Regions from separate parts of the Homo sapiens genome. Here region 1 is linked to region 2. Evidence: read pairs that join two places in POLR2A ChIA-PET (ENCODE). Cell type or tissue: Panc1. All regions are shown on one strand. Links, peaks and the distances in the headings refer to the core of each region. The heading gives the core; the rest is flanking DNA. Region 1 holds the start of MAP4K1-AS1 (MAP4K1 antisense RNA 1). Region 2 overlaps RYR1 (ryanodine receptor 1).

The links. ChIA-PET counts read pairs that join two places held together with the same protein. Peaks named below come from ENCODE experiments on the same cell type or tissue, not always from the same donor. Only the 100,000 strongest peaks of a DNase experiment are listed, where the experiment ranks them.
Region 1: POLR2A ChIA-PET joins it to region 2 with 6 read pairs; 6 of 35 experiments call an interaction of 5 or more read pairs at or near these places.

The regions. Positions count from the first base shown.
Region 1 is chr19:38,594,732-38,597,637 of GRCh38, reverse strand. MAP4K1 (mitogen-activated protein kinase kinase kinase kinase 1) reads left to right here. Exons shown (of 31, transcript NM_001042600.3): 23 at 44-152; 24 at 254-312; 25 at 501-604; 26 at 1,152-1,326; 27 at 1,637-1,699; 28 at 1,909-1,998; 29 at 2,083-2,153. It overlaps MAP4K1-AS1 (MAP4K1 antisense RNA 1), which reads right to left and starts at 1,291. Exons shown (of 3, transcript NR_134907.1): 1 at 1,202-1,291; 2 at 243-385. RefSeq lists an enhancer at 404-904. In Panc1, for the core only: no CTCF peak of the experiment used is centred there; DNase peaks (open chromatin) are centred at 896 and 1,347; H3K4me3 peaks cover 846 bases.
Region 2 is chr19:38,519,624-38,522,529 of GRCh38, reverse strand. The region is part of intron 67 of RYR1 (ryanodine receptor 1); the gene reads right to left. Among named protein-coding and RNA genes, the nearest start is that of MAP4K1-AS1, 75 kb to the left of the region's middle. In Panc1, for the core only: no CTCF peak of the experiment used is centred there; no DNase peak of the experiment used is centred there.

The DNA of each region.
Region 1 (2,906 bases), core at 114-2,613, 75 kb before region 2:
TCCTATAACTTCCTGCTTCCCCCTACATACACACACCCTGCAGGAAAGACCCCCCACCTGTATTCTCATAGCATCCTTGGCCTGCTGGAACGGAAAGAGACCAGAGCAGGAAACCCCATCGCTCACATTAGCCCCCACCGCCTACTGGCAAGGTACCAGCTCCCAATGAATGGCACCACACAGCCTTATAATTCCTCCCATGCCCCTCTGCCTCCTGCTGTCCTACCCCCCTTCACACCTACCTATTCTCCAGGAAGAACATGGTTTCCACCAAGATCCAGGACACCAAAGGCTGCCGGGCGTGCTGTGTGGGTGAGAGAGAGCTTCACGGGTGTGCAGAGAGTGGGCGGGGCCAGGCCAGAGGAGGGGCTTGAACTGCATCCACCTGAGAAGGTTACAGAGTTAAGGCAATGTGTCCAGAACCCAGAAGATGGGTGGTAGTGTGGGTGGCGAGGAGGATAGAGGGCATTGATCTTGACTCATCCTTGCCCATGCCACAGCGGAGGGTGCGAGCTCTGGGGGCCCGTTCCTGTGCGGTGCATTGGAGACGTCCGTTGTCCTGCTTCAGTGGTACCAGCCCATGAACAAATTCCTGCTTGTCCGGGTAAGGGGCTTGGGAGGGTGCTGGGAACTCTGAGGAGTGGGTGGCTAAGGCCTTGCACCCTTTGCGCTTCTATCAAGAGCTCCATGAAGCCCCACCTCCGTCGAGGCCCCGCCCCAATCTCCCGAGGCCCCGCCCACCTGCGGTCTGCGCTTGGAGCCTCGTCCTTCTGAAGCCATCCTGATCCTTAAGCGCCGCCCCTCACACCTGGGCCTAATTATTCCTCAGGCTCAATGCTGCCACTCCCTGGGTGTCCTAGTAGAGCCCATTTAGAGCCTGTCTCTTTGAGTGTCTAAGCAGGTTTTGCTATCTTTGGGGCCCTGCCCGTCTGCCGCCAAGGTGGCATGCCCCCACATGGAAGCCACACCCACTCGGAGGTCACGACCCCCGTTCCCGCGGAGGCACCAGGCCTTATCCCCTGACATTTCTAGACGGCATCCCCCAAGACTTAGGGCCCTGGTTCGGAAGTCCCAGGCCAGCTACAAGCCACGCCCCCTGAGGCCCCGTCCTGAACCACCCCCTAGCCCGCCCCTCCCTGTGCGGCCCGCAGCAGGTGCTGTTCCCACTGCCGACGCCTCTGTCCGTGTTCGCGCTGCTGACCGGGCCAGGCTCTGAGCTGCCCGCTGTGTGCATCGGCGTGAGCCCCGGGCGGCCGGGGAAGTCGGTGCTCTTCCACACGGTGCGCTTTGGCGCGCTCTCTTGCTGGCTGGGCGAGATGAGCACCGGTGAGTGGGGCGGAGTCTTGCTGAGGGCGGGGCTTATCAGATCCGGAGGGGCGGAGCTGGAGGCGGGGCTTCGCTTAGCCTGAGGCACTACGGGACTGAGAAAGGGCTGGAAGGGCGGAGAAGGGAGAATGGCAGGTTTTAGTTAACTGGGGAGATTGATGATGGGGTGGGACCGGGATGGTGGGCGGGGTTTAGCCCACTTGCTTGTGAACTGAGGCGGTGGCTAAAGCACAGGTACTGGCCTTCTGGGGGTGGTGTGGGGAAAGGGGAATGGGGTGGGGTCAATCCTTAACCCACTCCCCCCAAACAGAGCACAGGGGACCCGTGCAGGTGACCCAGGTAGAGGAAGATATGGTGATGGTGTTGATGGATGGTGAGAACCCTCCTTCCTCCCCTTCCTCCCCACCCCTCCAGCTGCAGTCCCTAGATCTCTGCCTCCGAACTTGTGCTTCTCAGAACCCCCTGAGCCCCTCTGGGCCTTGCCCCTGTCCTACATAGCTTTCACACTGAATTTATGGATTGGTCCCTTAGTAACCCTCTAAGCCTTGCTCACAGTTCTTAAAACCGTCTATCTCCTTCCAGGCTCTGTGAAGCTGGTGACCCCGGAGGGGTCCCCAGTCCGGGGACTTCGCACACCTGAGATCCCCATGACCGAAGCGGTGGAGGCCGTGGGTCTGTGCAGGGACGGGAGAGCCCAGGATCAGGGGTGGAAACTCAAGTGATCCCCAAGGGTAACGGGCATTGCTTTCTCCCCAGCTATGGTTGGAGGTCAGCTTCAGGCCTTCTGGAAGCATGGAGTGCAGGTGTGGGCTCTAGGCTCGGATCAGGTAAGCCCCTCCATCCAAACTCCACATCACTGCCCCCCAGCCTCCATCATGACATTCATCAGATGGGCTCCGAGAACTCCTGAGTCAGAGTGTGAAGTCCTGGAGGGGAAACATCTTCCAAATTTCAGTTCAGATAGATCCCCTTCTTTGCCCCAGGATTTATTTTTTATTTTATTTTTATTTATTTATTTATTTAAGACGGAGTTTCACTCTTGTTGCCCAGGCTGGAGTGCAGTGGTGCGATCCCGGCTCACTGCAACCTCCACCTCCCGGGTTCACGCGATTCTCCTGCCTCGGCCTCCCAAGTAGCTGGGATTACAGGCATGCGCCACCACAGCTGGCTAATTTTTGTATTTTCAGTAGAGACGGGGTTTCACCATGTTCATCAGGCTGGATGGTCTTGAACTCTTGACCTGGGGTGATTCACCCGCCTTGGCCTCCCAAAGTGCTGGGATTACAGCTGTCAGCCACCACACCCGGCCTATTTTATAGATAGATAGATAGATAGATAGATAGATAGATAGATAAAATTTATTTATTTTTGGAGATGGATTCTTGCTCTGTCACCCAGGCTGGAGTGTAGTGGCGCGATCTCGGCTCACTGCAGCCTCTGCCTCCCAGGTTCAAAGAATTCTCCTGCCTCAGCCTCCTGAGTAGCTGAGACTACAGGTGCATGCCGCCATGCTTAGCTAATTTTTTTGTATTTTTAGTAGAGACAGGGTTTCACCATGTTGCCCAGGCTAGTCTCAAACT
Region 2 (2,906 bases), core at 163-2,662:
GTGATCCTCCCACTTCAGCCTCCCTGAGTAGCTGGGACTACAGGTGCACGTCACCATGCCCAGGCCTGGCTAATGTTTTATTTTATTTTTTGTAGGAAGAGGGTCTCCCTAGGTTGTCCAGGCTGGTCTTGAACTCCTGGGCTCAAGAGATCCTCTTTCCCTGACCTCTCAAAGTGCTGGGATTACAGGTGTGAGCCACCTTCCCTGGCCTGACTATTCCTTTTTTAAAAAACTTTGTCTAACCTTTTCATCGAAATACATAAATATAATACATGCATGCAATACATAGACACACATGATACATACATATGTATTATATAACCTACATATTAAGAAATATCAACCTGGTGAATTATCACAAATGAACACACTTGTGTAGCCAGCACCGAAGTCAAGAAATAGGACATTTCTGGTCCCTGGAAGTACTATCATGGCCCCTCCCAGCCACTCCCCCTTCCTCCTCCTGAAAAATCATCCATATTCTAACTTCTAGGCTAAAAACTTTTTAAAATTTTTTCTTTCAGCTGGGCGCAGTGGCTCATGCCTGTAATCCCAGCACTTTGGGAGGCCGAGGCGGGCAGATCACGAGGTCAGGAGATCGAGACCATCCTGGCTAACACGGTGAAACCTCATCTCTACTAAAAAATACAAAAAAATTAGCCGGGTGTGGTGGCAGGCACCTGTGGTCCCAGCTACTCAGGAGGCTGAGGCAGGAGAATGGCGTGAACCCGGGAGGTGGAGCTTGCAGTGAGCAGAGATCGCACCACTGCACCCCAGCCTGGGCGAGACTCCATCTCAAAAAAAAAAAAAAAAATTTTCTTTTTTTCTTTTTTGAGACAGGGTCTCGCTCTGTCGCCCAGGCTGGAGTGCAGTGGTGTGATCTCAGCTCACTGCAACTTCTGCCTCCCAGGTTCCAAGTGATTCTCCTGCCTCAGCCTCCCACTCAGGAGTACTTAGCTGGGACTACAGGTATGCGCCACCACGCCCGGCTAATTTTTGTATTTTCAGTAGAGACAGGGTTTTTGCATGTTGCCCAGGCTGGTCTCAAACTTCTGAGTTTGAGACTGAGTTTGAGTGATCCACTCTCTTTGGCCACCCAAAGTGCTGGGATTACAGTCACGAGCCACTGCACCCAGCATAAAATTTCTTTTTTTTTTGAGACAGGGTCAGAATCTAAGTAGGTTCACATATTTTATTTTATTCATTTACTTGTATTAAAAAAAAACAAACCTTATTGAGACAGGGTCTATCTCTGTTGCCCAGGTTGGAGTGCAGCGGTGTGATCATAGCTCACTGCAGCTTTGACCTCCTGGGCTCAAACGATCCTCCCACCTCAGCCTCCCAGTCCCAGCCTGAGGCAAGGACTACAGGTGTGTGTCACCATGCCTGACTAATTTTTGTATTTCTTTTCTTTTTTTGTAGAGACAGGGTCTAGCCATGTTGCCTAGGCTGGTCTCAAATTCCTGAGCTCAAGTGATCCTCCCGCCTCAGTCTCTCAAAGTGCTGGGATTACAGTTGTAAGCCACTGCACCCGGCCCCAAACTTATTCTTATCTGCTCGTGAACATTAAACAGATGGTAAAATATGTAGTTTATTTCTTGGTTTTCTGGCTTCTTTCATTCCACCTAACATTTGTGAAAGCCAATCACATTGTGCATAGAAACAACTTGTTCACTCCCACTGCCGTGGAGTCTTCTGTTGTATGAATAAACCACAATTTGTTCATATTTACTGATTGAAAAATTGAACTATATCCAACAGCAGAGAATGTCACACGACCACCAAGACAAAAGAGGTGAATCTATACATCTTTTTTTTTTTTTTTTTTTTTTTTTTGAGGTGGAGCCTCGCTCTGTTCCTAGGCTGGAGTGCAGTGACACGATCTCAGCTCAGTGCAACCTCTGCCTCCCAGGCTCAGGCGATTCTCCTGCTTCAGCCTCTGGAGTAGCTGGGATTTCAAGCCTGCGTCACTACGCCTGGCTAATTTTTGTATTCATAATAGAGACAGGGTTTCGCCACGTTGGCCAGGCTGGTCTCAAACACCTGACCTCAGGTGATCTGCCCACCTCGGCCTCCCAAAGTGCTGGGATTACAGGCATGAGCCACCACACCCGGCCTATATGTCTTTCATGGTGTATTGTTGTGTTAAAAAAAAAAAAAAAGCAGCTAAGTGTGGTGGCTCACTTCTGTAATCCCAACACTTTGGGAGGCTGAGGTGGGAGGATCACTTGACCCCGGGAATTCAAGACCAACCTGGGCAACATAGTGAGACCCCATAAAAATACAAGAATTAGCCGAGCATGTTGGTGTGAGTCTATAATCCCAGCTACTCAGGGGCAGAAGCAGAGGATCGCTTGAACCCAGGAACCGAGGCTGCAGCAAGCCATGATCATGCCACAGCACTCCAGCCTGGGCAACAGAGAGAGACCCTGTCTCAATAAAAAAAAAAAAAAAAAAAGCAAACTATTCCTTACGGTGTTGTGCATAGTGACAAAGAAATCGACACAATCTAAATGTCCAGCATTAGGAGAATGATTTAAAAAAAATCACACTGGCCAGCTGCATTGGCTCACAGCTGTAATCCCAGCACTTTGGGAGGCCGAGGCAGGCAAATCATGAGGTCAAGAGTTCAAGACCAGCCTGGCCAACATGGTGAAAATCTGTCTCTACTAAAAATACGAAACTTAGCTGGGCGTGGTGGCATGCACCTGTAATCCTAGCTACTGGGAAGGCTGAGGCAGGAGAATCACTTGAACCCGGGAGGTGGAGGTTACAGTGAGCCGAGATCGCGCCACTGCATTCCAGCCTGGGCAATAAAGCGAGGCTCTGTCTCCAAAAACAAAAACAAACAAAAAAAAACCCAAAAACCAAAAACAAAAAGAAACAAACAAGTGGGCTGGCTGTCG